3 separate regions of the Mus musculus genome follow, and all the other regions are linked to region 2. A link is a loop called in an ENCODE intact Hi-C map of the cell type or tissue named here. Cell type or tissue: heart. All regions are shown on one strand. Each heading gives the region's core, and the rest is flanking DNA. Links, peaks and the distances in the headings are about the cores only. Region 1 has its middle 99 kb from the start of Gm47403. Region 2 has its middle 30 kb from the start of Tmed3. Region 3 overlaps Mthfs (5, 10-methenyltetrahydrofolate synthetase).

What was found. Peaks named below come from ENCODE experiments on the same cell type or tissue, not always from the same donor. Only the 100,000 strongest peaks of a DNase experiment are listed, where the experiment ranks them.
Region 1: a loop joins it to region 2, with 9 times the contacts of the local background. A loop is called at or near these places in 18 of 42 quality-filtered maps.
Region 3: a loop joins it to region 2, with 10 times the contacts of the local background. A loop is called at or near these places in 25 of 42 quality-filtered maps.

Annotation. Positions count from the first base shown.
Region 1 is chr9:89,456,168-89,466,694 of GRCm38, reverse strand. No RefSeq gene overlaps it. Among named protein-coding and RNA genes, the nearest start is that of Gm47403, 99 kb to the left of the region's middle. In heart, for the core only: a CTCF peak has its summit at 5,313 (motif pointing left); no DNase peak of the experiment used is centred there.
Region 2 is chr9:89,669,523-89,680,049 of GRCm38, reverse strand. No RefSeq gene overlaps it. Among named protein-coding and RNA genes, the nearest start is that of Tmed3, 30 kb to the left of the region's middle. In heart, for the core only: a CTCF peak has its summit at 5,605 (motif pointing right); no DNase peak of the experiment used is centred there.
Region 3 is chr9:89,220,650-89,231,176 of GRCm38, reverse strand. The region is part of intron 2 of Mthfs (5, 10-methenyltetrahydrofolate synthetase); the gene reads right to left. Among named protein-coding and RNA genes, the nearest start is that of Mthfs, 15 kb to the right of the region's middle. In heart, for the core only: a CTCF peak has its summit at 4,936 (motif pointing left); no DNase peak of the experiment used is centred there.

The sequences.
Region 1 (10,527 bases), core at 791-8,790, 210 kb after region 2:
TTCCAGACAACTTCTGCTGACTAGAATTCTAATGAGACTTCTATCCTGAGAGTCATTTCCTGACAGTGTGGCTACAGTGACTTTGACACTACTGTTTCTAGTACCTACCACTTTTAGAGGCTGCTGAATTTCCCAGGAACTGTTCATCCTAAGATACCAATTCTCAATAGGATGGATGCAGTGGACAGGCCAAGAAAACAGCAATTAGGCTCTTGCATATATAAGGCAGTTTCTGTGTGATTCACAAGCCATTCATTTGGTCCCTAGGTCAAGGGACAAAGGAATTAAATATGAACCACCTCAGATTCTCCTGCTCAGATTCTCCTGAAACAATGCCCTGCAGCCCAAGGTTTACAGGAGGCCACCTGGGTGGGCTTGTTTGCCCTTACCTCATTTCTATAATCTGTGCACTTGGAAGAGTTCCTGGATAGATTCTGACAAAGGAGTTTCGGCTTTAGGTAGAGTGGCTTTCTTTATATAACAGGTGTGGAGCTCCATGGAGGCCTCAGGAGAGGTTAAGAGGACATTTGCTGGACACGTGCTGTTATAAACCAGAAGTCACCAGTGATGTGGTACCGACAGACCTAGGGATGCTTTTCACATACCCCAGCTTGGTTTCTCCAGACTTCACACATTGCTGACTCCTCTCTCTCTCTCTGTCTGCCCCTGCTTACCCCTTTGCTGTCTCTATTGTGCAGGAACATTTATGAGTCTCAGGGCTCATGGCACTCACTCCTTTGAGATTCTATCTATTTAAATTATTTTAATAATGTCTCTATATTTACTCTTGGAGAATTCATAAATACATCTTGACCATATCCTTTCCTTTCCTCCAGATCTTCCCCATCTCCTTACCCATCCAACTTCATCTTTTCTCTTAAGACAAAAGCAAAATGGAGACAACCCCTGTCCTGCACACATAGATAGATGTATAAAAATATGGAGTATGATTTGTTTTGGCCACCTACTCCTGAGCATAAGGCCTGTCCTGGAATGTAGTTGATATACCCAGTGTCACTCTAGTGAAGAGATCTGACTTTGTCTCTCCTAGCAGGTACCAATTGTGAATAGCTTCTTGGTTGGGGGCGGGTAGGCCTTTGCAACTACTTCCCCTCCTCCTGCTGAGATTTTGTCAGGCTTCAGCTTGTGCAAGCCTTCTATATGCTGTCATGCTCTTTGCGATGTCACATGCACATCTGCCTTGTTGTGCCTGGATATTCTGTTTCCTTGGAGCCTCCACCAACTCAGGCTCTTACAATCTTTCCACTCCTTCTTCCACATAGATCCTCGAGCCTTGAGGGAAAGCATGTGCCATTGACATCCCATTTAGGGACGAGCAGTCCAAAGTTTCTTATTCTCTGCATAGTTGTGGGTTTCTATGTCGCCATCTCCTGAAAGAAGCTTCTCCAGTGACAGTGGAATGATGCCCTGAACTATGAGCATAACTATGATTCATTAAGAGTTGTTTTATTGCTATGTTCCTTTAGAAGAACAATAGAAGTAGGTTTTCCCCTAGGGCCCTTGGCCTAGATAGCCTCAGGATCTTGGCCTCATTACAGTACCAGGTGTGGGTTCCATCTTACGTAATGGATATTAAATTCAATAAAATCCTATAACATTCATGTTAGTATTGCACAAATGGGAATATCTTGCTAAGCCTTTGGTTATTGGAGCTTGTATTGAACAATGCCATACTATAGGTGGGTAAGACTGATGTTTATTTTTACGCCTCTGATAGTAGAAAGGGTATACCCTGTGGCACTATGAATGCTAGCCATCAGGGATAAAGCTTTCCTATGGATCACCAGCTAGATTTCTCCATGCTCTATAACTTAAGTATGTAGTATGTTCAGCAATAGGGTCTTACTATCAAGTTCTGGAGGATAAGCAAACATTGACAACAGTCTTAACACCTGGGAGATCGATGGACTCCCATCAGTCAACAACTCAAAGTTAACTCATTCCCACTCCTGGGAAGTTAACTTGGTAGTATGTGATGGCCAGTTGTGATATTGTCTCTTTTTCCCCTGCTATAGGGTAATTCTTTTTAAATGTGTATATATTTAGGAGGATTCTACAGTAGTAGGTTTCCATATGACTTTTTCAAGAACTTTTAATGGTATGTTTGTATTCACAGGCATGTGTATTTGTGTGCCCATGCATGTGAAAGTGCATGAGAAGATCAGAGGACAACCTGGGTTATCATTCCATAGAAGCCATCTATCACAGCCTGTGTCACTGTCTTGAAGCCACCAATTTGGCGAGGCCAGATTACCAATGAGCCCAACGGATCTATTGCCTGTGTCTTCCTGGTGCTGGGATTATTAGCAATGTGACAATATGCCCATTTCCGTAAGGGGACTCTGAGGATTGAACGTGGGACCTTACGCTTCCATGCCAAGCACTTTGCCAACTGGGCCATCTCCTCAGCCCCTTTATTTTTCTTTGGATCCTTCTTTTGTCCCTTGGTTATCTGGGGGAACTAACTACTATTTTTGTCCCTTCCTGTTGTAAACAGAGTTAAGAACTGGCTCTTTGATGTGAACTCTCTAGACTATCCCTCTAACCTAGCATTTCCTAACTCTCTTCCTATAGTGCATTTTACTGCTTCTTTGCAGGGAGAATATTTTTTGTTTTCTTTCTCTTAGTCCTTTCTGTTCTTGTTACTCACAGGAGCTCTCACTCCATTAGTCCTCATGGCTGTCTGTGTTCATGGTCTGGGGGAGGAACTGTCAAGGGGACACAAATATAAACAGCTTGTCAGTCTTCTTGCCTTCTGCTTCCACAGCATACGTTCCACAGTTAATTAAGGAGATGGTGCTAAATTCCTCAGAGGAAAACCTTAAGAAACAGGAAGAAGTACTTGGAAAAATAAGAAGGGTAAAAGAAAGAGGAGGAAAAATTGAGACTGTGTGGGTTCCCAAACAAATGAGAAAAGGTAACAATTTCCCACACAGAGAATGGGATGGTGACAAGATCTTATTAAATAGAACCTCAGATAGCTTCCCAAAGGCAGCCATGGCTATGGTACCCACCCTCTCTTTCCATGTATCACTCAGAATGAGGAGAAATGGTCTTCCTTACCCATGTAGAACATGGGAGGACCATAGAAAGGGGTCAATGGATAAAAATAATAGATGCCTCTGCTCTGACCCATCTCTACCCATCACCAAGGACTTTTTCTATATCTCAGAACACCCATCACCAAGGACTTTCTACATCCCTTGGAAACTTCAAACTACCTGTGATTGATGCTAAGTTTCTTCTGCTCTGACACAACATGAGCTAGAATAGAGCTAAGTTCAATTATTGGTAAACAGGTATATTTGTTGCATATCTGAGGTTGATGCTTCCTTTTGCCCTTTGACCGTTAGCCTGGGGCACCTAAAAGAGACATTTGTGCCTGTGTCTCCTTTGGTTGTTCTCATAGATCAAGCCACCTGTAAATGCTCAATAAATGTACTGAGTAAAAGTCTTCAATTTTACAACATTCCCCAGTGTCTTAGCACACTAATTTGGCATTATCAGATGCCCATTTGATTTCTTCACCAGTCTGGGAATTCCTCAAGGATGAACCTATGTTTTGGCATTGCTATTCTCAGTGTTTAGCACTAGATTTAGAACAAGAATGAGGGAACCCAGAAATGTTTGCTGATCCAAGGGATGAATGACAAAATAAGTAAGTGACATGCTAGATTAAGAGGAGGGATGCTGGAGCAGGACACACTAGACCAGGAGGAGGGATGCTGGAGCCATGACATGCTAGGCTAGGAGGAGGGATGCTGGAATCATTAGCAAACAAGAGGATGAGTTTGAAAACTGCTCCTAGAACTTTTGAACACTGAGTATAGGAAAGTTACACAATTTCACAAGTAAAATGGGGATAATAATCCCTATTAGAAAGGAATGGTTTAAAGATGAAGGGGAAAGAATTATCATTTGTGAATAGACATTGCAAGTCAAGGCATGCAGGATGTGTTTTTAAAATGAGAAAACAAACAATCAAAACAGTTTTCATTGATTACCTATAAGAATGCCATTTGCAATATTCAGTTTTATACACTCCAAGGCAAGAATGATAATCCCTGTCCCCATGGAATAGGATCTGCTGGGAATTCCTTATGTGTCCATACATCAAAACTGCAATCCTGCTTTAAAGGAAACAATGCAGAACGAAGTCCTAATATTACCCTCTAATACTAATATGGATGCTCATGGTATCTTTCATAGAATTCTCTAATATCAGTCAGCTCTCAATTGTTTCTTTCTGAACTGAAACCATAAAACTCTCCTGCAAACACATTGCCACTAGATTACCTGACATTTTGACTCATCAAACATCACCAGGCTGCTCAAATATGAATTATAAATCATCTTCCAGATGACTGGATGGGCAGTGTCAAACAGCTGCTTTCACAGCTAGGAACAGGACCCAGGTTGGTGGCTGCCTCACCTCAGCAGCTATGACTCAGGGACACAACAGGGAAAGCAGTCAGGATGCAAAAAAAAGCAGAGCAGGAGCCTCCTTGAAGACAGAGCAGTGTTTCTTGGGAGAGGTAAAGTGTTCTGTGACATTTGAGGTGACACCAGCCAGGATGAGGGGCTGTACAGATGGCCTCCCAACCTTCACGCTTTCTTTTTTCTACACTGCAGTCTCCAAGGGAGGATTAATTGCTTTCCTCTGAGATTAGAATCAACAGATGTTGCTGATTTAAGACTTGATGTAACTGGAAGAGTGTACTGTGAATAGCATAAAAGCTAGGCTTTTCTGTCTCTTTTTCCTCCTCCTCCCTCTCCCCTACCCTGTACCTCTTCTCCTCACCAAAGTGAAGTTAAGGAAGCCTTCAGAAATAAGCCCTGGTTTCCATTTTATAGGTTCACATGCACTCTCTTATTTCAAACAGGCATTGCTGTGTCGCTGCTGATGCTAACTGCCTCTAGGATTCCTTGGTTTTCAGGCTTGTTGCAGAAAACAGGCCACTGTTGCCAGAGTTGGTACTGACATCAGGGAATGTTGACCCTTCTCAGCTACACATAGTGAACATTTTCATGCAGGAATCTTTGCTAGAGTGATGGATGTGACATCTGCCTCCTGTGTGTATCTCATGGCAAACGAGAAAGAGAAAGCGAGCAAGAATTCTGGGCACTAGTAAATGAAATTGAAGCACTCTACAAAGAAGCTAACAGAAAACAAACCAAGCCTTCTTCTTTTCTTCTTCTAAACAGTCTGTCTTCTAAGTGTGCCATCCGATTACATCTTTGACTTGTTGGCTTTTACTCCACACGCCATCCTTGTGGGGCTCATGAGCTCCCCCTAGAGGCAGGAACATATTTTGACCAGGAACTGCAACTTCACCCGTGGGTAGTGTCTATATTTTTGTAGTGTCTTAAGAAGAGAAAAGGAGAGATGGCTCATAGGTTAAGAGCACTTCCTGCTCTTCCAGATGTCCTGAGTTCAATTCCCAGCAACCACATGGTGGCTCATAACCATCTGTAATGAGATCTGATGCCCTTTTCTGGTGTGTCTGAAGACAGTTACAGTGTACTTACATATAATAAACAAACAAACCTTTTTTTAAAAAAGGAGAGAAATGGTTATTCTAGTTCCACACTACTATTCCTCAACCTTTACCTTCTTTTCTGTGTCCAACAAAGTTAATGTTTCAGTTCTCTCTCCTGACATAGGTCTCCTCGTTAAACCAAGCGTGGAAAGGATTTGAACCCAGACTCCAGGGCTTCTAGCTGAGTTGGCTCCTGCTCTGAATGGCATGCTTGCCAGAAACAAAATGTTCACCTCCCCTTCTGCTCTAATGTTCCTCTCATCAAAGCAGCCCTCCTAGGTTGCCTGGGCTAGCCGGAGAGAAACTAACCAACATCTTATCACTGTATGTTAAACTTTAATCTTTTCCAAAGATACCTTACAGAAGGGGCCATGCTTCCAGGCTCTTCTCCTGCCTGTGCGCCAGTCATCATCTCTTAACGCAGTCACCTTGGATACCTACCTATCGATATGACCAAAGATAGTCACTCAGCAGCTATTCAACTAATCCCTACCATGGGTCAGCACCTATATAGCACCCAGTCCCTGACAGGAACGGATTCTCTGATCTCCACAAGTTCAGAATCTAACAGAAGAAATATACTAGCAGCCATTTTCTATGAAGAAAATTAAGTGCTGCTTCAACTACAAGCAAATACCAGCGACCAAGGAGGCAGACTCAACAGGCAAAGGAGACCATAAACTAATAAAGAAAATATGTTTTGGAAAAATAGGAACTTATCCAGAAAGCTGCACTGAATTGTCTTTATAGAGGAAAACCAGAACAAGTTTTAAACTTTCTCCCATAGATGTTATGGTTTGATGGCAGCTTAATGTGAATTGCATGTGGGACTTGGATGCCAACATAGCTCTCTCCTTGCTAAGTTCTGGCAGTTCAATCCATCTTCTAGACGATTCAAAGAAAGCTTCCCTGATGGCCACTTTGGGGAACCATTTTGGAAAGAGTAGTTCTGCCTTATACAGTATTCCACTTTGTCTTGCAGAATAGAAAAGAAAATGTGCTAGATAGGATTGGTTTTCATGTCTCTGGGTACAGGCACGAGGGTCATGCTGTCTTATCAAATACTGGCTGTATTTTACGCTACCTTGCAAGGGGTGGCTTGCTGCTGCCAGTGGCTGGCTCTATTATCTTCAGAACCTGAATCTTTCTGCCTCTCCCTAAGTACCACAGTCATTATACACAGCAGACAATAAAGATGTGCTTTCTTCCTAAATTAGAACTATGCAAAAAGGAGGTTGAATTAACAAGCATATAGACAAAGATTCTTATCATTACTGTCCTTCAATGTCTCTTAAGATCCGTATTATATCGTGAGACCTTAAGATTTAAATCATCAGATAAGTTAAAATTAAAAACCTATCCCTTCATCTCTTACTGACCTACGTAATATTACTGACCTATGTAATATTACATAGCACACAGATGTGTCTTATTTTGATTTTCCATTGTATAACAAATTGCCCAAGACCAGGTAATTTAAAAGGAGATATTTATTTGTCTTGTGGTTCGGGTGGATGAGAAGTCTAATAGCATGGACTTGGATATGCTTAGTGATGTCCTTCCCCATGACATTATCATACAGTAGAGGTCAGCAATGGAGAGACAGAGTGATGTCTGGCTCCAGTCCTTCTTTCTAGGTTGTCTTCTTGCTATTCTTACAGAGCCACTCTGAACAGAGAGACCCACTCTCAAGATCTTATCTAACCCTAACTAAATATTGAAGGTCCCATCTCCAAACTCCCTCAACATATAAATTTTAATCCCATTTAGTAACCATTTAATATTACTACAATGGCTTTAAACTTTAATACGTGAGTTTATTAAGGGGGCACATTCAAATCATAACAAGAAACTCTAATCATGTTGTTTCTATTCATAGAAGTTCCCTCCTTCTGCACTTACTCTCTTTTGTGCTTCCTGTCTGATTTGTCATTTTCTGCCTCCCCTTTACGTGGAAAGCTTATTGAGTGGCATAAATCACAATGCAGACTCCTCAAGATTCAGCTCTTGCATTTAGATGTATCAAGGAGGTTTGTGTGGACCTGTCATAATTCAACAATTTCACTGGCTGAAATCGGCCATAATGAAGTCCTCCAGTAGAACTAAAGGGAAACTGTGCATGAGTGTGGAAGATTCTTAAAAAGAAAAGGGCAATGTTCACTGGCAATGTCCATGAATGATGGGCACATGCCCAGTCAAGTCAATTGAGGTAGACATTATTCTTGATTAATGGACAAGCAGATAAAGGTCTAGTGAAAAGTTTTAATTTAGGTTAACTTATGGCAAAAATGTACATCCTCTAGGTTAGGAAAAATTAAATTTTTCTCTTTGAATAATAAAAGAGTTGAAATTCTAGAAGGTGAAAGTTGGACATTTGAAGGGCTTTAGCTACATGCTCCTTATTTGTATTTCAAATAAATGTGTTTCTCAAGTCATTATATGTTCTGTGAGTAATGCCACTGGACATGGATGAGTGTACCCACCCTCACCTGAGTGGTACAAGTAGGGCTCCATAGTTAGTGTTATACATATTAAAAATTAAAGTGAAGTAAATCTTAGAAAGCCAGGACTCTGAGAGACAATCTACAATCTACAAAGAAGTCATTGACATAAATCCAATAGTGCAATAATTAGCAGGTATCATTGGCTGAGCTTCCAATGACTGTCAGCATATAGGCTACAAAGATAACTGAGACATTCCCTATGATCTCCTGGGGTTCAAAGTCTGGCTGGATATAAAAATGAGTAATGTTCTGTGGTCATTACCATACAGCAGTGGCAAGGACACTCAAAAAGAACAACTAGATATCTCAAGGGTTGGACAGCCACTAGCAAAGACTTCTAGAACTTTGGGATAATTTTGGAGAGAGAGAAAGGAGATGCATGGATGAGGAAGATAGAGTCAAGGTATAACAATAAGCCAGTGAGGCTTGGGGCCAGGGAAACTTTTCATTGGTAAAGCCCTTGCTATGGAAACATGGGGGCCTGAGTTAAATCCTTGGAACTCACACATAGAAACCAGATGTGGTGATGTATAATTCTAATCCCAGAACCGGAGGTGAGATAAGGCTGACTCCCCTTGACTTGGCCAGCCAGTCTAACCAATATGGCAGGTTTCAAGCGAAATGAGAGACCACGTCTCAAAAATGCAAAGTAGGTGACCCCTGAGCTTGACCCCAGAACTTGAGTTCTGCCGTTGTACATATATGCATATACACCAGCACATATACACACACACACACCAAAGTAAGTCTGAAGAGACTAGAATGGAGGTCAGGAATGATTATAAATGTAATATTCCTGAGTCCCAACCTAGTTTGGCCCATAGGGGCCCCTGGTAAAAAGGGGTTCTATGGGTTGGTGGGTGTTACAGTGGAATGGAAGTGGACTAAATTGAGATGCTGAAAGGGACAGTGGTAAAGAATTAGGGTGCTCCTAGGTCCCTAGTAAGTGGACTATTGCCACATTCCTCATCCCATATATTAAGTTAGGTGACTCCATACATGATATTTGTCAACAATTTAAGAAGCTGAGCACTAGACTATTTTCCTATATTGGAGATCCAAAGTATATTATTCTTTAAATGAAATATAAAAGCCAAGACAACCATTTATTCTCATGCTGCTCAAATTCATTTGACTATTAAGTCCTTTTTCTAATGGCCAAAACCATATGGTGATTCTACAAACTCCAGAGTGTGAAAGACTGGAGCTAGACAGTGGGTATAAAGCAACAGAATGCATCTGCAGATTCACACAGGTAAATGTGTCAGATGAAGGAGTGGCAGGGGAAGAATTTGGCCAAAATCCACCTGCACATCTCTTGAATCTCTCTGATTCTTTATGGTATACACCTTTGATTCCCAAAGAAGGGCCGTGGCGATTTCTGCCTAACTTTTGGAAATAGCCAAGGTTCTTCTTCACTTTCTTGTTGATATTATTACATAGGAAAGATGTACTAGAAGTGGGGAGAGATGGCTCAGCAGTTGAGTGTATTCTGCCCTTGCAGAAGACTCAAATTCAATTCCTAGCACCTATAGCAGGTAGTTTAAAACTACATGCAACACAAGCTTCGGTGGAACCCAATGCACCAAGCCTCCATAGGCATCTCTGTGTACACACTGTTCCTCCAGACATATACACAATTAAAAATGTAAATACACCTTAAGAAAAAAAATTAAAGATTTCTGGGTGGTCTGTGACTTGGTGATTATGGACGGAGGAATCAGCACCTTTTGTAGTTGGACAGCTCCACATACTGTAATAAGACTTCAACTCCTCTGCTCAGTATGTGCCTTTTATGCTGTCTTCCATGGACCTATTAATAGAAGACTTGGGTGAACTTTGGCAGTCTTTTTCCTCTCCTAGACATAGATTTGGAATCCCCCAAATATAACCCTGGACCGCTTTGGTTATCCATTAAGGATGTCTAGTGAAGTCATAAAATGTGTGATGGGGAAAAATAAAAACAAACAACACACAAAAATAGTAGAAGAAAATAATAGGTCATCTAAGTAAAAATAAAAGTCAAGATTCCCTATCCTGTGAGGTCCAGGAAGACATCATTAGGGACTTTCTTTAGGAGAATTTTGGAGAAGTGAACTCAAATGAGTTGAAGGTAGGTGAAATAAAGTAAAAAGGATCCAAGTGCAAACTTATTTTTTGAAGTTATCATCCTGAAAGGAGGGGTTACAAGGGCTACGGATGAAGTTAAGACAGTCCAGAGACACTTTCCATATGTAGAAGGAGGGAACATGTGTATGTGGAGGAGCAGGAGCTGGGAGAGAAGAGAAGCTGAGTAACCAGAGCACCTGAAAGAGTAAGACATCTGAAAGGGGGACACAGGGAAATTGGCATTCAGAAGAAAGTAGGAATAGGAGCAAGGGTCCTAGGTCAAGAGGAGAAAAGAATGTTTTACTTCCTCCTGTTACTGTGACAAAGTACCTCAACCTGGATAGTTAGAAAGA
Region 2 (10,527 bases), core at 1,468-9,467:
AGTGCATGGCGACCTGTGTGGAGATGTTTATTGCAGTGTTGCTATGACTTTCCAAAGTGAGAGCATTAACAAGGAAGAACATTTATGTGTATCCATATAAATACAAGTGTGCATTATTCACATAAATACAAGTTTATATGAATCAAACAAATGTGATCAACCTGTCTCATGAAAAAGTAAACAAAATTACAGAGTATTACATGTAGTGAGGTCCATGTGTGCCTGTGTGTGTGTGTGTGCACGCGCGCGCATGTGTGTAAGTGTTCCTGCCTGTGTGTGTGTGCATGTAGAGGCTGGAGGTTGACTTTGGGTATCTTCCTCCTGGGCCCTGAATATAATTTTCAGAGACAGAGTCTACTGTTGAGCCTGGAGCTCACCCATTAGCTACACTGGGTGGCTAGCAAGCTCTGGAGATCCAGGTGTCTCTGGGATTGCAAGTGCACATCCCATGTCTGTTTTTTTTTTATGTGAGTGTTGGAGGTCTGAACTCAGGTTCTCATCCTTGCCCAGCAAGCACTTCACTCATTGATCCATCTCCTCAGCCCATGAGCCAATTTTAAATGAGAAAATGTGTATATAATATGTACAAGAATATGCATTGTGTGCAGTGGTATGACATGTCCTATTGGCCAGATATGTGTGCTCCATTTTCAATGCATGTCAGTAATTTAGTAATTGGGGGAAGGTACCATAAAGGAAGAAGAGATTTAAAAAAAAGAAAAGAAAAACCAGTTGAGTGAATAGATATCAGGAATAATGGAACAGAAAAGTTTAAATTACGGTGGAGGATAAGAGAGCAGGGTAGAGTTCTCTGGATACATGGCAGAGAGTGACCAATAGGTGGCTCCAGAATCCAATCTACTGACTGGCCTCTGACTTAGAGCTGTCAAATTCCAGTGTTATTCCCAGTTGATGAGATCTGTTTAGCTGCCACCAAGAGAGAGGAGGGCACAACCTCTCCTGCACTTCCTGGCTTGAGTCCACACTCTTCTGCCTGCAGCTCATCAGTGATGAGCTCTGCCTTCCACATCTACCTCTCTGGGCCTTCCCTCACCCTGGGCTTGTGGCTAAACTGAGGCTTCTCAATATGTGGATCTCATCTGCTCCTTAGGCCCCTGATGTAAACTAGCTTTAATTTTTTAAAAAAACACATTAGTATCCCTCAGATGTCATAAGCTGACTCATAGAACATGACAAAAATAAACAATTAAAAATTTAAAAAAGCTTTCTACCATTAACTTGTCTGCTAGAGGATCTTTAATCCATTAAAACTTCCATCCAGCTTTTAGGACTGTGATTCTGAAAGCAGGATTGTCTGACTTATACTCTGGACATGGCTTCTGTTTTCTTTACCTTCCACCAGAGAACTGCCCCAATGGCTGGGGCTGGTTTGTGGATTTCTCTGGTAGCCACTTTTCCCTTTGTGTGTTTCCAGGACTCTTGGGTTTCTGAAGCTCGCTCGCGCTCTCTCTCTCTCTCTCTCTTTCATCTCTCTCTCTCTCTCTCTCTCTCTCTCTCTCTCTCTCTCTCTCTCTCTCAGAATACGGTCTATATACCTATTGCTAAATATCTGTATCTACATCATCTATATGTATATATCACTATCTATCTATACACTTTTTAATTTTCAGACAATATATTCTGATCACAGTTTCCTATGCCTAAATTCCTCTCAGGTCCTCTCTTCCCTACCCACCCAACTCATGCCCATTCTTTATTTCCTTCTCTTCTGAAAACAAACAAGCAAACAAAAATTCAGACTGGCCCGTTCACTAGCTCACTCAGAGATTGGCCTCTTGTCTACATCTTACACAAAAACCTGTATTAGTTCTGCCATGCTAGGACTAAATACTTGACAGAAGCAATCTGAAGTAGGGAATGTGGTTTCAGGAGGCCTCAGTCTAACAGGGTGGAGTGGATCTGACCAGGACCATGGTAGCTAGAGTGTGAGGCACAAACTCTTTCATGGCTGTGGGTTAGGAAACATCTGGAACCGGATGTTTCCAGACTACAGCCTCTAAAAGCCCATCCCAAGTGGTCCACTTCTGCCTGCCAAGCCCCACCATCTAGAAGTTGCACGGCATCTCTAAACTCGATATCACTTGGGGAAGAAGAGCTCAAAGCATGAATCTGTGGGGAAACATTTGAAATCCAAGTCATATTATTGTTCAATTGCTTAGGGCAGGCAAGATGCATTTTTTTTTTTTTTTTTGGTCACCTTTTTACAATGATGACCAGAGCCCAGCCCTCCTGCCTGGAACTAGATTGGAAGTAGATTGGAAGTGTAATGCTTTGTGGCCAAAGACCACCAGGAACAGCTGAGGCTGAAGATCTGGAGCTTAGTAGCTGCTTGGAGGAAGTTTGCACATTCTGGGCTCAGGGGTCCCTCAGCAGCGGAGTGTTATGTTAGAAAGAGCCTGCTCAGGGTCTAGGGTGGTTGCAGTAGATGGTTTGGGGAATACTGTTTATAAGAGCTGTTAGATTCTGCTAATAGGAGGTAACGCTACAGTTGAGTATATCAAAGCATTTAATGCAGGAAGGAAGAAATGCATGAACCCCTCCTTCCACCATAACTAGTAAAAAGCAACAGCTAGCTACAGGAACCAGGAACAGCTGTTTGATAAATTTTGTTTGGTTAGGTTTTTTGTTTGTTTGTTTTTGTTTGTTTGTTTTTGTTTTTGCTGTTTGGTTTTTGGTTTTTGTTTTTGTTTTTTTTGTGGCACACCAGTATTCTCATACTTGATTGCACAAGCATCTTCTATCTTGCTTCATCACAAGTCCCGGGAAACTTCATCAGATGTTGATCTTCAGGAACTATGAAGGCCCAGCTGGGCCAGGTCCTGGCTAGAAGAGGCAGACTTGCTTTCCCTCAAAAGGAAGAAAAGCAGCTTTCATCCCTTACCTGAAGGTTCACTTTCAGCCAATGGCAGTCGTAGCTTTGGCTATGCTGCGTAGGCTCCAGGGATCTGATGAAGCAGTTGTAACAGCTGAATTTAGTCCCAGAAAAACTAAATTCAAGTCTCTGAACACCATCTCTTTCTTCTCTTTGCTTTGCTAATCACATTTGGCTTTAGCTTTTCTTTTTGGCTCCTCCATCCCTTTTAGTATTTTGAAAACACCCAGCATCCTTTCAGTTTCCTTACCTGGAAACTGATTGATAATTTCCCTTTGTTACTATTTCTAGTCCTCTCATTTAGTATTAAATTATGATGCTGCATTTTATGACCCCTAAGTGACAGAACTGAATTGTCAATGCAGTATTTTTCAAAGTAATGCCACATATCCCCAGGATCTCAGGGATCTATGAGTTAATAAAGGAGAGGAGTGTTGCTGAGCCTTTTAGCTTCTGGTGCTTCTCTGAGTGACAGTCATATTTAAAATATCTGTGCTTGGCATGCACAAGGCTCACATTTCTCTTTTAGGGTTGTTCTATTTTCTGAACATTCAAGCAGTTCTTCCACAGAGCAGAGCTCAGTCCCAGGTCCTATGAAAGATATCTGCAAAGTTTTCCCAGTTAGCTTCTCCAGGGAAACACATGAGCTGGTAATGGTTTGAGAGTAATGAATTGAAAGCATATGAACCTAAATATCTTGAAATTGTATTAAGTATTAGACTCTAGAATTACCAATACTGTACTAATTTACCAAGAGTTATTCCAAGTAGGACCTATTTCAAGAACACTGCATACATATAATGTGTGTAGCCTTAAAAGGGTTCATTGAGGCTGTGTATTTGAGGGAGAGGGGAGAGGGGAGAGGGGAGAGGGGAGAGGGGAGAGGGGAGAGGGGAGAGAGGAGAGTGGAGAGGGGAGGAGAGGGGAGGAGAGGGGAGGAGAGGGGAGGAGAGGGGAGGAGAGGGGAGGAGAGGGGAGGAGAGGGGAGGAGAGGGGAGGAGAGGGGAGGAGAGGGGAGGAGAGGGGAGGAGAGGGGAGGAGAGGGGAGGAGAGGGGAGAGGGGAGGAGAGGGGAGAGAGGAGGAGAGGGGAGGAGAGGGGAGGAGAGGGGAGAGGGGAGAGGGGAGGAGAGGGGAGAGGGGAGATGGAGATAAGCAAAATAAATTCTTATTGGGCTTCAGGATTTTCCTTCCCCAGAGACCTTCTCCTCCACAACCATGGAATCAACTGGGTAGCCTCAGTTAAACCTTGTGGTGCCTCCCCTTTTCCTCTGTACTTCTGGAGATTGAATCTAAGACCCTGTGCATGCTAGGCGAGTGCTCTACCAATGGGCTACAATGCTATTCAGGAGTATTCTCCTTTCTTGACCATTACTTTAATTTGCCTGCATTATACCCACAATGCATCCAACTTTCTTTTTTTCTCTAGTTGAATTCCAGGCTATGGATTCTCTTCTCATTTGTCCAATCATGGTTAAAGAATTTCCCAATATTTCCTGATTTACTTATACAGGATTCTTCAGGACCAAGGCACCTTGCTATCTTCAAAGTAGACAAAGAGTGGAGTTAGATGCAGTGTATTCGGCCTTATGTTGTGTCTTTGATCCATTTGGAGGTTTTTATGCAGAGTGATAAATGTGGACCTATTTGGAGACATCCACAAGCAGCAGTCCACTTTGATCAGCACAGTTTGTTAAAGATGCTACCTTTTATCCACGTGTGTTTCCAGGTCATTCATAAACACACACACACACACACACACACACACACACACACACACACACACATATCACATATGGAGATGTATGAACTTACGTCTAAGGCTTCAGTTTGACTCAATTTATTCACCTGTCTGTTTGTATGCCAATATTATTCTGTTTTTATTACTATAGCTCTGTAGCATCATTTGAGATTGGGGGTAGTGATGCCTTCAGTAGTTCTTTCATTATCCAGGATTGTTTTAGCCATCCTTTTTGGTTTAGTTTCTGTTCATTTGTTTCCAAATCTGTAAAACTTTTGTACCACGTGGAAGATGGCAATCCGCCACCATGGTCCCCATCCAGTCATTAGCATGGCTTCTCACCAGTGGAGGAGCTTTGGCATAAAGCTGTGTGCATTAGTGCACACCATATGCAACAGCAAACGGTTATGCTGACACTAAATAATTAAATTGAGAAGGATGTTTCTTTTATCAGAAGGTAAGAAAAGATACATCAAAACTGAAGAAATCCCTCTCCCTGAGATAATTTTATGAACAATCTTAACATTTCATTTAATCTAAACAAATTTTAATACATCTGTGAAAGTAATACAATTTTTTGGCAGATGAGAAATCTTTCCCTGTCATGGTGTTTGTATATAATCAGATATAACCCAGGCCAACACAGGTAGGCTCCTATACCTCACTTCAGCATCGTGGAAATTCCTCCGATACTTGAAAGAGCAGAGCCTTAGATGAACCTAACTGATGCCTTTATTAAAGAACTTATTTTTCATGATGTTATTTCAAATTATTCTTTTGTTTGGCACCTCGGGTGGGGTTGGATGCTGTATGTTCAAGACAATGCACATTCAGATTTTTCTTTCTTGTGTGTATCAATAAAGCAAGTTGATTTTTTTAAAAAGACACGGAAGGAGATCTATATGATCATTTTAAGCAGTTGTAAGGCTGCAGAAAGTTCTAATTCCTGTGAAAGGCAATTCCTACCACCAGGTGGCAGCAGAGCTAAAACTCTGGCCAGTTGGTGTGACCTGTCTTGCATAGCCAGCTTGAACAAAGGCAACAATTCACACAGACCCCCATGAACCAGAAGTAGAAAATCCCACAATGGACAGGAGCTAATGAGACTGTCTCAGCCTTGCTTCCTGCTAACCTCAGCAGGGACAGTCTGGGACATGCACACTCAGCAGAACAATAGTCAAGAGGTAGCAGGTGATCCATAGAACCATAACCCCCTGTGAAGACCAGGTTGTATCAGTAGCACTAGAGTATCCCCTTGGGTGTCTTGGGTCTAGAGCAACTGCTGAATGTCATGGAGGTTATTCCCCGGCCCTAGGGTGCCCAGGTTGGAAGACCAGGCTTGGAGCGTCATCAGAATGCCTCCTGGAGGACAAGAGTTTCTACAGCTGCTCTGCTCTGGCTCTGGTATATTGTCAGGATGGTCATATCGCTTGCCTGATTCTTTCGCAGCGCCTCAAAGGGGCCTGGCACGATGCTGTGCGATTGTAGAGTCATTTCAGCACACTCACAGGCTCACATTTACCACCAGGCAACTCTCTGACTTGCTCTTACTGTTTCCAAACTACTTCTCTTCTCCCTCAGAGAGCTTGTCAAAATCTTGATGCTATCAGAGGCTGCATCCTTAGGGACACCACACAGTTCACCTGCTGTTGTAGTTCATGCCTCTAGTCTTAGCATTCAGGAGATGGGGGCAGAAGGATTGCCATTAGTTTAAGGTCAGCCTGAGTCACATAGTGAATACCAAATCATCAGGACTATATAGAAAGATGTTTCAAAAGCCAAACATTAAAGAACACTGTACCATGGTTAAGAGGTGACCACTTCTGCTACTAAGCAGGAAGTGGTTTGGTCTGAGCCCCCATTTCCCTAACTGTAAAATTATTTGCATTGTGCCCAAAGTAACCCCTTGGATGGAGTCTCTATCTTCAACACTTCCTACAAAATCAGGGCTTAGATTATCGTAAAGGGTCTCCCCTATATCATCCAAGCCTTTGTCAAGGTAAAGGAAGGGCAGGTTGTCTCAGGAAGATGGACTCTGAGGCCACCCTGCAGGCATCCCTGCAGCTTGTAGGTTTACTGTGATGATGGCTTATGTCTCAGGAGTTGGGAACTGGAATGAAATGGCCAGCTTAGTAGGTGCTGTTCCTAGAGACAGCTTCTTTCTATGGATGCTGGCATCTGGGAGGACCGCAGGCTCTCCCCACAATTATTCTAACAGCTACAACAATTACACAATAATATAAGCCATGATGAGCCCTATCTTCTCATAGCTGACAGTAGTGTCTGCCTAGAGCTGCCACATGCCAATGTCCATATCAGCACACTGCCCAATTCACAATAAATGTAATGTTTCAGGGTTTGGGGAAATCTTGCTGTGGGCACCCAGCCTGCACTGGTAGCACCAATTCTATGAGGGACCCTGTCTTTTCCTAAGCTGCCAGAGGCCAGTCATGTCTCCTTTGCACAGTTCCCCTCTCTATCTATTATTAGTTGGCAATCTCCATCTCCCATCCCCACCCCTGCTTTCTCTTCACTCTAAACTCTTACTAGCACTGCCAGCCCACTGTTCTGTTGGCCAGCCTGAGTCCCAGAATTCTGACCATATCACACTTAGGGAGGAATGCTTTTAGCTATGGGGACAGGGAACCTCCTTTCTACTTTCTACTATCTTTCTTGGGTACCATAGACTTGTTCCTACCCCAAAAGTGTATTCTTTCTCCTAGTTGGTGAAAGTCAAATGCAAGGGCACCAGTGTTGCTGAGTTTATTTCCAAGGAACCCGATTGTTCGCAATACCCAGACCATCGCAAAGAGCTGCAGGAAGCTCACCAAGTGATGCTCACACGTTCTGGCTGCTTGTTGGCCTCCTGCATGAGCTCCGTGAATTGGAGAGTTAAGTTTTATCCTTGAGTAACACAGCATCTTAAGTAAAGTTATGAGTCACAGATGAAGCCTAAGGGCGAGCACAAGTCTTGTACAGCTTCAAACCAGACAGAACCATAGCATAGAGAAGGAAAAGTAGGCACAATGTCCCACCTCTTATCAAGAAGCTATTTGCAATGAACACCTTCTGGGAAAGGGAAAAAGAAGTTTCCTTCAATGGGATGCCACAGGTTTATCCATCACACTTCACGGAAGACACCATGCAATGCCCGGGAGTAGTTGGGGTGATTTTTGTTGGTTTGTTTGTTTTTGTGTGTTTGTATTTTTTTGTACTTTCATCTCTTTTATTTGCCTTGGTTCTCTTTTCTCTTTTAGAGAGAAAGAATGCTGAGAACATGTAGTTAGGTGGGTAGAGAGGTGGGGAAGATCTGGAAAGAATATGATCAAAATATATTGGATGAAAAATTTTAAACTAAAATACTTTTATTAGTTATCTGATAATATTCGCTGTATTTTGAACATTACTTTCCTTTCCCTATCTCCTTCCAGATATGTCTACTTCCATACCCACTAGATTATGTGTTCTTATTTTTAAAAATCACATAGAGACCAACTAGTGCTGCTGCTCATATTCTCTTAGGTATGTGGTCAACTCCATCTTTAAAGGCTCAGGGATCATCAGGGATGAAGGAACTGCAAGAGTGTAAGAACCAGAGTTGGGAGATGGTTATGAGGAAGCCGGGCTTTCCAGATACAACTGGGCAGTGCGCATATGAACTCAGCAGCTGTGCCAGGCCTCACAATGTCTGCACAAGGTCAAGTCTGACAAGATCATGGCACAGAGGCGGGAGGTGAGCCTGAGCTCCCAGCCCGAGCTGAGGAGATACTGGGTCACTGATAGTTGTTGGGAGGAGAGTGAATTTTCCTTAATAGAAAAGTTTGCAGCCGCAAATGCATCCTATACCATTAACAAATGACCTTTGTGAGTGCCAGAGTTACCTCTTTGGCTTTTCATTTTCTCTTAAGGTTTCAGTATAATAATTTTTGATGGATCAGTTCTTTGGTCCCTAAAAGAGAAGCTACTTGGATTTTTTTTTTTTGATATTGTATTTAGTGTGGGGGATTTCACCTAGACCCTTTCTCATGCTAAGTGCAAAGTTTATCACGGAATTATATCTCCCTAATTGTTCAATTTTTGAAGTATTTAGAGGAAGTTTTGTGTAGAATTTTAGAACTATTTGGCCTATTAACAGAATTGGAAGTTCTTGCTAAGTTCAAGTTCCAGGGAATGGAACGGGGCGTAACTGGTTTTATGCTTTAGGGGTTAAGAGCTGAATGCTATCAATAAAATAATGTAACTGTTTATAGCTTTATGTGAAGGCTTCTCTGTTAAATGCCATGAGCAATATGGAAATAACCCTGCTGAAGAGCCCATCCTCTAACCGCGCTGGAGCAGCTGGGCAGACATTCCGCACACTGCTGATACAAAGCAAACCATCCTGAAAGGCAGGTGTAGACAATCCTCTTTGGGAACTCACAGCTGCCTCACAGTAAGTATCTGGGTAGGTAGAGAAGCAGAGGTGATTGTTAGCCCAGGTGTGAAAGGAGGGAAGGCTTAGTCCGACTCTGCTGGAAACACAAGAGAAATCAATGGTCAGCAGATGATGAATTCCTGCCAGGGACACAGAGAGCCCAATGCTTGTGAAGGGACCCTCCCCTACCCCCGACTTCCAGTGCGAACTTAACTGTACTGTTAGGATACTGAGTGCTACAGAGCTATCCGACCAGTAGAAGAGTGAGCAATGTTGGTTTCTGAAAGTATTCTTATGGAGATGGCCACATGAACAATGGATATTCGAAGTCCTAAGTGACATTTCTATGTTATATTAACAAATATGTTTAAGTTTCAAAGAATGAGTTCATGGCTGGGAAGATGGCTCAGTGGTTAAGAGCACATATCTTCCAGAGGACCTGAGTTTGATTCCCAGCACCCACATCAGGTGGCTCACAACGGCCTCTAGCCCCAGCTGGAGTGGAACCCAACACTTCTAACCCCTGTGGGGACTTTCATTTGTGAGCGTGTACCATATATATACTTAAAATCATAAAAATAAATCTTTTAAAAGAAATTTATTTATTTTATTCATATGAGTACATTGCAGCTGTCTTTAGACACATCAGAAGAGGGCATTCTAGCCCATTACAGATGGTTGTGAGATGCCATGTGGTTGCTGGGAATTGAACTCAGGACCTCTGGAAGAGCAGCCAGTGCTCTTAACTGCTGAGCCATCACTTGAGACCTAAAAGTAAGTCTTTAAAAAAATTATTCCAAAAATAAAAAGGCTCTCTTGAGGAAGTTATTTGGCGTACACACTGTCAGAAAGCTTGTGTGGTCGGCTTAGCAGGATGCCAGCTCCTACAACCAGCCTGTGAGCCCCATGTGTTTTCTGTGACACGTTTGTCTTGGCTCTGGTGTTTCTCTGGCTCAGAAGCCTGTGAAACTGACTCATCATTCTGCAGCCAATATGAGTGTTTCAAAAAAAAAATACAGGGGGAGTAAAGTTTGCAAACCAATTTTGTATTTTGAAGCCCAATCAGGACTGCAGGAGCAGTTCTCAGATCCACAGGCTGGCGTTCCAGTCTGATGAGTATCCATTACTCCATTGAAATGTCAATGAGAGGATTTCACTCAGCATTTAAAACCTTACCCAGACTCTATATTAATGGAGTAATGTTTATGATATAATGGACTTATTTCTCCTCACCATCTTTATTGCTTGCTTCTTTCTTTTTCATACACACACACACACACATATATGTATATATATATTCTTTTTAAAATATTTATTTATTTTATGTATATGGGTACACTGTCGCTATCTTCAGACACACCAGAAGAGGGCATCTGATCTCATTACAGATGGTTGTGAGTCACCATGTGGTTGCTGGGAATTGAACTCAGGGCCTCTGGAAGAGCATTCAGTGCTCTTAACAGCTGAGCCATCTCTCCAGC
Region 3 (10,527 bases), core at 1,569-9,568, 450 kb after region 2:
TCCTCTGAGAAGTGTCTATAAGGAAATCAGGACCAGTGGCACTGATACTTGATGCTCACTGTTAGTTATACTGCCCACTTCACAGACACATCCTTACATCACCTGCCCACACACCCCACAAGACACATAATCATCTGCTTTCTCCAAATGGGAAAATCAAGATTCAAAGACAGAATGTAATTTGACAAAGTCATATAGCCAGTGATGTCAAGACTCCAGGGCTGGGAAGGATGAGAGCCTCTTGCTGGAGGATAAGGCAGACAAAGAATATATACTAAATCTGCCATGGAAGCAAGCTCAGTCACATGGAATACAGCATCTATACTAGTCAGGCTTGGGCCACAGTGTATGCAGATGGCACACAAACTGAGAAAAGAAACTCAAGAAAGGGGCCAGTAAAAGGACTGGCAACTTGTAAGTAGTAACTGCTAGGGAACACTGGCCATCCAACATCTTAGGCTGTGGGAGTAGGGAGAGTATGTCTATGGTGCCAGCAGGATGGCAGCTGGAACGGCTGCTGGGCAGGAGTGGGGGCACTGCACTAAAGTACAGTGTTAACCCTCCAGCTCACCCTTTAGTCTGTAATGTGTCACCCTTTATGGGCTTGTAGCAATTGTTAAGTGAAAAAGACTGACTCCAGTAGACGCTAACAAACAGATCCAGCAATGTTTGAACATGGTGAGTATTAGTAGTTAGTTGTGGGCATGGAGATGGGTTGTTTTTAGTTTTTACTTCATGTTTCATCTTTATGATCAAAAAATACTGAGTTTTTGTTAGATTTATCTGCCCCAATGGTGTAATGGAGTAGAGATAACTTTGACCCATAGCCATGGTAGCAAAATAAGAACAATAATGTAATGAAAGCAAGTTTACGGTAATGGTAACAGAGCTATTCCCCCCTTCCCTCATAGAAGGAGTAGAAGGAAGACTACAGGATCCCCTTCTGGGATTCCGGCCATTACTCCTTCCCAAAATCGGTTGTGAGTGCTCTCAGGAGATGCTGCAGTATATAACAAGAGGGGAGGTTAGCTGAAAATGGAACTCTGTGACAGAGTCTGCACAGCATCCTCTGTGATGGGGTAGGACTTCGCAGTGATGCAGCTGTTGCGTTTGGGGGCTACCCACTCTTCTGAAAGTAACCCCTTATCCACATTCCTATAAACAAACTCATGGGTTTACCATGATGGTCTAGGGTGGATTTATTGTTAGGGCTACATCTGGGTTAAGTTATTGCTGTTTCACACCTTCCCAAGGAAAGTTAACACAAAACAGAGCACACGTATTTCCTTTTAGTAAATGTCTGTGTGTGTGTATGTATGTATGTATGTATGTATAGTGTGCATGCATGTAATATGTGTGTGTGTGTATGAATGCTCTAAAATTCTAGTCTTCAGGACACAAACTTCAAAGCATGTTATTTTCTTAAGCACTTAAAAAATGTAATTATATATTGGCTAACACTTTATGTGAAAATATGATATAGATATTAAGATAACAAGTAACAATAATCCAACAATATTTGATTAAACAGTATGACCATCTCTGCTATGCCTATGAACAGCAATCGTAACTATATATGAAAGATACAAAGCTGGTTGCCAAGAGCCAAAGTGGGAAGAGGTGAACCAATTCTGTGTGGGTGTGGGGAAAAAACAGTGTACAGCTATTTTCTTTTAGTAAATGCATATACGTATGTATGTATGTATGTATGCATGCATGTAATGTATATGCGTATGCACCCCTTCAGGCACATTTTGTGCGCCTAAGGGTATGCCCGAGAAGGACATCTAATGTTCTCTCACTCTCTGCTTGATTCTTCTGAGGTAGAGTCAAGCACGAGGGATCCTCTGGTCTCCACATTCCCACAGCACTGGAATGGCATGCCTGGCTTTTTTCTTGGGTGCTGGGAAGTTATACTTGGCTATACCTGAGGCTTGGGAGGCAAGTACTCTTTCCCACTGAGCCATCTCCAAGGCCTCAGATTCTTCAACTACACCGGTTTGAACCCACAGCCTCCCCACCAAATACGGTTATAAAGATTCACTGGAACCCAGCCACACCTTACTTTGGCCACTAAAATGGAACAGTCAGTCCCTGAACATGCATATCAGCCACTAAGGCCCAGATCCTTACTACCTGCTCTTTCACAGTGAAGAGTGCCAGCCCTTGCCTTGGGCATCTCCCTTAGGGCTTAAGGACAGAGGAAAATCAATCCTTCAGTTCATCCTATCTTAGAAGATTTAAAAAGAATGTTAAGGAAGGGGGAGATCAAATTATTTTCAGTACAAAAAAAGTTCAGAGATGGTATTATCTTAATCCAAATGGCATTCCTTTGTGTTATTTTGGCACTGAGTTTGGGGGAAACACACTACCATTCATAGTCAAATGAATGATATTCATGTATTTTATTGTCCAAACAGGAAAATAAAAGTGGGAAGAAGAGAAAGATTTTCCTATGCTTTTTCTCTAACTTGAATCTCCTCTGGTTATGTAATGTTAAAAAAAAAAAGGAAAGAAAGAAGAAAGGAAGGGAAGGAGGGAAGGATAGAAAGAGAGAAAGAGGGAAAGAGAGAAAGAAAGGGAAAGAAAAAGAGAGAAAGAAAACTTCAATTTCTCAGATGTATTTCAAATCTAAGTTAAAGATTCTTACAACTTTAAGGTTACCTTTTTCTGTGTGACGTAATCGAGAAATAAGCAGAGAACCTCAGAAAGATAAGTTCTGCGCAACCCCACTTACGCATAGGTAACGCAGTCTAATTCAGAAAAGAAAGATCACTTCTCAGCCTTTTGGCTAATCAAGTGCAGAAAGGAAAGAAGAACTGTGGTTGCCTCGGGGCTGGGGCAAGAGTGTCATCTCTCACTGCACAGTTTCAGGTCCCCAAATGGAAATCTTAAGAGAGCTGTTGCACAGCAGAATGTTCGTAGCACTGCTGGACTGGGTGTTTCAGAAAGGTAAATGTGCACTTTATACTACATGCTTCTCTACAATAATGAAGAGAAACAACTATGATAGGAGAGGAAGAGAAGAACTGGGGCTCTGGCAGAGTGAGTGGTTCCCTGGCCCATGTAAAACCACCAGCATCAGCCACAGGCATGGGGAATGAATCAATTAAAATGTGCCTTACTCTAGAGCAGTGGTTCTCAACCCATGGGTGGCAACCCCTTGGGATGAATGGAATAACCCTTTCACAAGGGTTACCTCAGGCCGTTGGAAAACAGATATTCATATTATGACTCATAACAGTAGCAAAATTGCAGTTTCGAAGGAGCAATGAAAATAATCTATGGTTGGTGTCAGCACAGCATGAGGATCTGTATCAGCATAGGATGGTTGAGAAGCTCTGCTATAGAGTAATGAAGAGCATCTCTCGTAGGTGCAGGGTAAGTAAGGGTGCCTTTGCAGCTCTCTCTATCTATCTACGTTGTACACAAGGAGCTCACAAAGTCCTTATTCTAATCAGTTACAGTGCTGCCCAGTTCCCCAGCTTCAGAGTTGAGCAAGAAACGGCTCGATGGCTTCCACCACTTCTTTTACCCAGATGTTTGACACTTGAAAGCTGGGCAGTCTCTCTAGGTAAGCCAATGCAACTAAACTCACAGTCTGTTTCTCCTGATTGCCCTTCTCTTGCATGTATAGGAGGCCTCAGAGCTTACTGACATGAGCTATGTGCCATCACAACTCCAACTGCTGTAAATAAAGGAAAAAGGAAGTCAGTGCTTTGACATAGTATCACCTAGGTCTCTATCATCCTTTCCCACGATTCATGTGTGTTATTTTCACTCCAGCTAGCCTTGCTATCTGTTTCAATACGCCTTCTTCTGGTGGATAAAAAACTTTCATCTCGAAATCCTTAATGCACCATAAAAGCAGCTGATAAGAAGGGAAGGAGAAAAAAAATTCACAAAGCTTTTTTATTTATCAGAAATTCAATACAATCAAGTCAATAACTAGTCATTATTAATAATTCTATAAATATGCTAGCCTCATCCAAGGAACTATAAGAACATGGGACAGGTATTTGCCAACAAAGTACTAACAACTTGCTTAGCTAAAACCACACCCAAGAAGTTGAGTGTAAGGAACACCTAAACCGTAATAGATGGAGTAGTACATGTGCCAAGGCAAAAAACAGAAAGGAGATCATGGTACCCCACTGGCAAGTGCTTAAGTCCAGGAAAATGACATTAAGGAAGTGGGTGCTGGAATAACAGAACTTACAGGGGTCTGGAAGAGGGGCTGCAATGGCCTGTGCATCAAAATAAAATAAACAAACTCACAGATTTGGGGAGATTGCCATATGTTTGGGGACAGTGATAAGTGCCTCTCAAAAAGAAGAAAGAACTAAATGGTTTGTATGATTTTGCTCCAATGCACTGGATAAGGCTATGAGTGGACAGAATGTGGGAATCATTCAGGTGTCACACAAGTACTGGCACTGGTGTCACATGAGCTCTATGGTCAAAGCAAGCACAGAATGGTTTTCAAAGGTCACTTTCCCATGTAGCAACTCCTTCTCCAGCTAGCTGCTTTCAGATACTGCCAGCATCTTATTCATCATGACTGAACTGCTGTCTGCACACCCAAACAAATGGAACAGCATTTGCCTCTTTTTCCTCCATAAGTGGGGCATCTACTCTGGATTATCCTTTTTTGATCTCCATGATTTGGGTACCTATTTTTAATCAGTTCTGAAAATGGAGAGTCTTAGAAACAAAAACACTTGGCTTAGCTTCATGGTTCACTGTGTGACATTGATGAATCGTTTCCCACAGAGGCCCATTCCCTTACCTCCAGGTAAAAACCTGACTTGGGTTGTCTCCAGTTGACCCCACTTCAGTGACTAATGTAAATGACTAAGGGACACACACATGTGGAGATTGTGGACGAAGGCACTGCTTTAGTCTGTACATCTGTGAAACACTGACATCTGCTGGGCTTGGAGAAAGGTATGCAATTCATCCAACACAGCCTCGAGAAATCCAGTTTACACACCTCCTTTAGAAAACTGTTAATCAAAGATAAACATTTTTAATAAAACCAGAGCGTCAATGTTTGTTTTCATGAAATTTAAGAAATAATGCACAATTGTAATAATTCTGAAATTCTTTCAGAGATTCCTGCTTCTATTAAAAAACTTGAGATTATGCTGGTATGTTTCTCTATACAATAGGGGAAATAACACTTTATAATATATTGGAGTAATCAGCTATGGTGGCATGTGTTTAATCACAGCTCTGGGGAGCCTAGGGTAAAAAGAATGGTGACTTCTAAATTAATCAGAGCTATCTAGTAAAAAACAAACAAACAAACATAATACTCTCTCTGTCTCTGTTTCTCTCTCTCTCCCTGAATATGTGTGTGTGTGTGTGTGTGTATACACTACATAAGAAGTGTATACATACTATATAAGAAGGAAAAGCCCACCTTTAGTAATAACAAGTATAAGCTGGCTAAAATCACTTAACAATACACTAAAGGAAATGTGCAGAGTAAGGTGAGAGGCACATGGACACATGGAAGACACTGTGCTAAGAATTCTGTTGACTCTTTGAACCTGTTTTTATCTTATTATCCAGTAATCCTATTCGATATACCATCTTTACAATAAAAATAAAAAAAGTTTCTGACAGAAGAACAAATATACCAAAACATTCTTACTAACTCTTTAAAACCCTTTAAAAATTGAAAATGTAAAAATTTATTTTATTATTTTTAGTTATGTGTAGGCATGTGCACATGAGTACAGATGCCCAGGTAGGCCGGAAGAGGAAGTCAGATCCTCTGGAGCCAGAGCTGCCTGATGCAGGTACTGGAAACTGAGCTCAGATCTTCTACAATAATATTACCTTCTCTTAACTGCCAAGCCAGTTCTCCAGACCCAGAAAAATGTAAATTTCAAATCCACCAGAATGTTCACACAGCTATGCTGAGACATTTAGGGGCAACTCTCCATTGGGATGCCCATGGCTACACTTGGGTATACACTGTCATTGTCCTAAGCAAATCTGTCTCTGTCTCTCTCTCCCCTTCTGCCGCTCCACCCCACTCTTTCACCACTAGTGTTTAAATGTATATTAAATTTTTTTCTTAATAAATTCCAACTCAGTTTCGAGTTGTCCATCCTGTCCCTATTTCCACTGACGAAGTCAAGCATCCTGACGTCAGTGGAGGGGAGAGCCCTGAGACGGAGCCACAGACGGAGCCACAGACGGAGCCACAGACGGAGCCACAGACGGAGCCACAGACGGAGCCAGAACAGACCTTTGTCTTCTTCCTCCTGTGGCTGCTGCCCGATTAGGTGACGTCACTTACAAGCCCAGGAAGGAAATTCAGCTGAATATACAGCAACAGAGCTTGCTTTGTCCCTTAGACAACAAGCAAACAAACAAACAAAACAAAAAACAGAAAACAAAAAACCCACAGAGTATTTTGCAAGTCTACAGGACTCTAACAGGAACTGACCCACCCTTCACTGGCCCAGCACCACCCTAGAATCTGCATAGATATAAATAAGAAAAGGAAAATTCCAGATTTCCCTTATATATAAGTTTTGTTACCATTAAAGCCAATGAGAGGTAAGAGTTTCCAGAAGTTACTTGCAGTGGGGACAGCTAACATTCAACCACTGCCATCATTTCCCTTCTTGCTTACCTCAGATGTGATGGCAAGATCTGCAGAAGCCATTTCACAAGTAGAAAAGAAATGCCAAGAAAATGGTAGCCTACACTCTCCTCTTAAACTGAGATGTCAATGTCAACAATCACATGCCACTGAAATTCTATTCCCATTGCACAAAAATAAGTAATAAATAAGCCCCCTCCTCCTTCAAACTGGATTTCACAAGATTTCTGTTCCTGTTAAAATGAAATGTCATTACCAACAAAACTGTAATAATCAAATAAATATATTAACCTACAAAGAAAGTTTTAATAAATTCCAAAAGTTCTAAAGTATTTGTGTTCAACCTTCTTAATGTTGTGACCCTCTAATACATTTGCTCATGTTGTGATGACCCATAGTCATAAAATTATTTTTGTTGTAACTTCATAACTGTAATTTTGCTACTGTTGTGAATTATAATGTAAACATCTGTGTTTTCCAGTGGTATTAGGTGGCCCCTGTGAAAGAGTCATTTAATCCCCAAAGAAGTCGTGACCCACAGGTTGGGAACTGCTTCCCGAGGGAAACAGATAAGAAAATGGTTAGGATGTTTAATAACATTTAATAACTTTAAATATTGCTTGGACCAATGAAGCATTTAATACCATTAAGATAAAACAGATAACGATGAGTCCAAAACATTTATATTAAAATGTTAACTATTTTTATATTTGTACTAATATACAGGGAGGAGTGAAAATAAAGGAATAAGGAATCATAAAGATGTTACAGTCTAATAGCAAGCTAAACAATATTGACTGCTTGCATGATTAAAACAGAGTAGGAAGGGCATGTGGGACATGCCTTTAATCCCAGCACTTGGGAGGCAGAGGCAGGCGGATTTCTGAGTTCGAGGCCAGCCTGGTCTACAAAGTGAGTTCCAGGACAGCCAGGGCTATACAGAGAAACCAAAAAAAAAAAAAAAAAAAAAAAAAAAAAACCAGAGTAGGAAAAGGGTAGACAATAAGGAGATGAAGTTGGGGGAGACACGGGGAAGGCAGATAGTAGGAGAGAGGAATGAAAAGGGAATGAAGGTCTCTGGGGAGGGAAAGAAGTACTGGAATTCCCTCTGTGCCCTTCCACATCTCTGTCCACAGGAGAAGTTTTTCATAGCTCCCTGTCCCTAGCTCTGAGTGTTCAGAGCCTAAATATTTCACCCAGCCAGTCCTTGAGCAGCCCTTTCCTCCTCAACCAATCACCCTTGTTAACACCGATACTCCCCATCCCACCTACTCACTGGACCCCTGGCCCTCTGCATCCTTAGCCTGTCAGCACACTGACCACTGCAGGAAGTTAAGAAAATAAATCTACTGAACAAAGCACAGATGTCTCAAAACTCTTTAGAGTTCGCATCACTGGACTAGGTTACTTGCCTATTATACTATCTTAGGAATAAAACCTAACTGTGAGTCTACCAGAGAGGTCATTCAATAAATATCATATATGGTTAGTACTTTATTACAACAATTAATAGCCTTTAAAAAAAAAAAAGTATTGAGCTGGGATCCAGTTAGACAAGGGCTTGCCTAGCATGCCTTGAAGACCTGAGTTCAATCCCCGGTATAGCATAAACAAGGAATAGTTGTAGATACCTAAAATCAAAGTACTTGCTAGGGTCAGACATAAAGAATCAGGAGCTCACAAGGTCAAGGCCATCTTTAGCTACTTGGTAATTCCAAGCCAGCATGGAGTATAAGAGACTCCACCTTAAAAACAAAACAACCCACTAAAGTAAATAAAATGAAAATAAAAAAAAAAAAAGAAACTGAAAAGTATCTAAAAGTTAGAAAAATATAAACATGAAATCCTTCTAAATCTGTCCACCTTAGCCTTTCTTTTTCTTCATCTATGTATTCAAAAAAAGAATTTATGTGTGTGTGTGGTGTTTCAGGAGACATACAGTCTCACTACGTAACTCAGGCTGGCCACAAACTCACGAGGATACTCCTGCCGTAGTTTCCAGAATGCTAGAAAAACAGGCAGTTGCAGGCATGTCCCATCAACCCAGTTTCCTTTCCTCTCTTAACTCTTTCCTAAAACATATAAATATCTAAAGCAATAATTATACTGCACTGTTGGATGCATAATACATAGAAACATAATTTATATGATACAAAAGGGAGAGGAACTCATACAGAAGCAAACTCCCTGTATTTTATTGGAATTTAGTAAACAGAGATCTGAAACAGACTGAGCTATATTATAAGCTATATTACATTCTTTAAGAAACAGAACTCAGGAGGCAGAGGCAGGGGGATTTCTGAGTTCAAGGCCAGCCTGGTCTACAGAGTAAGTTCCAGGAAAGCCAGGGCTACACAGAGAAACCCTGTCTCAAAAAAACAAAACAAAAACAAACAAACAAAAAAACAAAAGAAAACACTAAATTTCTTTTAGACAGAATTTAAAAATCAACAGGGGCATTAAGAGAGAGTTGACACACACAAACTCCCTCACTTCGTATGCCTCGCTGATTACATGACCAGTACTTCCCAAACACCTGCATTAGTGGAACTACAGAGAAGGCTGAGACCCCTGGCAGGGGTGAGACCTGACCCTGCACAGATACAAAACCACTTCTATTTAAATATTTTTTGGTTTTCCTTGAAATTAGTATCCTTATGGTCCATGAATTGCTTTTATTTTCAACCATGTATTTCACGTGTGACTATGTTGCTATATATAAAAAGTCATGTGAGTTTCTGTTTGTGTGTTTGTTTTGCTAGGTCTCCATCAAAATTAGCAAATGTACCTGGTTAAGAAAATGTACCTGTTGGTCTTATTGCTCTGTAAGGTCACCAGATAATGAATGCCCTTTTGAGAAAGACATCTAAGCCAATAGCTTTACAGTGTTTTAGAACTTACTGGAAGAAAAATATCAGATCCATTTCATGATCAGCACACCTAAATAAACATTTCTTCTCAATTTCTTTCTGGTTTGGTTTTTAATGCTTCTTAAGGAAATTAAAGCCCAATGATGCCAGGTATAGAACTGCACATCCTGGTACCCCAACTCCAAAGACTGTGGATAAAGCATCGTAAATGTAAGGACACTCTGGGCAACCTAGGAAGACTCTGTCTCAAAACAAACCAGTGTGGTGACTGACGAGGAAGCTGTTGGTATAATGCTTACCAAGCACACACAGTGCCCCAGGTTGATCTCCAGCACTAAACACATGGGGACAGTGGCATGCATTGTGGCCTCAGCATCTGAAAGGTGCAAGCAAGTTAAAAAGTTCAAAGTCATCACATTCAGTGAAGTAGCAAGTAAGGCCAGCCTGGGCTACATGAAATTCTGTCTCAAAATCAAACAAAGCCATTAATGAGTCATGGATTGAAGTTACAAAACTCTGCCCTATATAATACGATAAATGGCTTCAGTAAAATCAACAATGTTTCTGTTGTGTGAAGGAGATGTGGTTAAAGGTTTGCTAAAACACTTCCTGTAAGAGCAGAGCTGCTACAAATCACACTGAAAACAGCAAATCGTGCCGGATCTTTAGCAACTCTCTTCTTTGCTTAGTATAAACTAAACCCAAACCAAGTGTTCTCTCCTGAGCATGTGACAGTCATCTGTGTGGCAGTGTCTCTGAGTCACTACTTAATATAAACTAAACCAAACCAAGAGTTCTCCTGAGTATGCGGCAGTCATCTGCGTGGCGGTGTCCCTGAGTTTCTGCAAGTAGCTGAGACAGTATGGCCTGGTCCCCAGGACTATGGACATCCCTGGCTTCAGTCTAATAATTAACACATTTGTTCAGCATACAAAAGAGGAGATATAGCAAAAGTATTAACTTCATCTGATCTGAGGCATAACAATGATCTCAATGTACCCCAGGGCACAAAAAGAACCATGGTGCAGTAGGTCA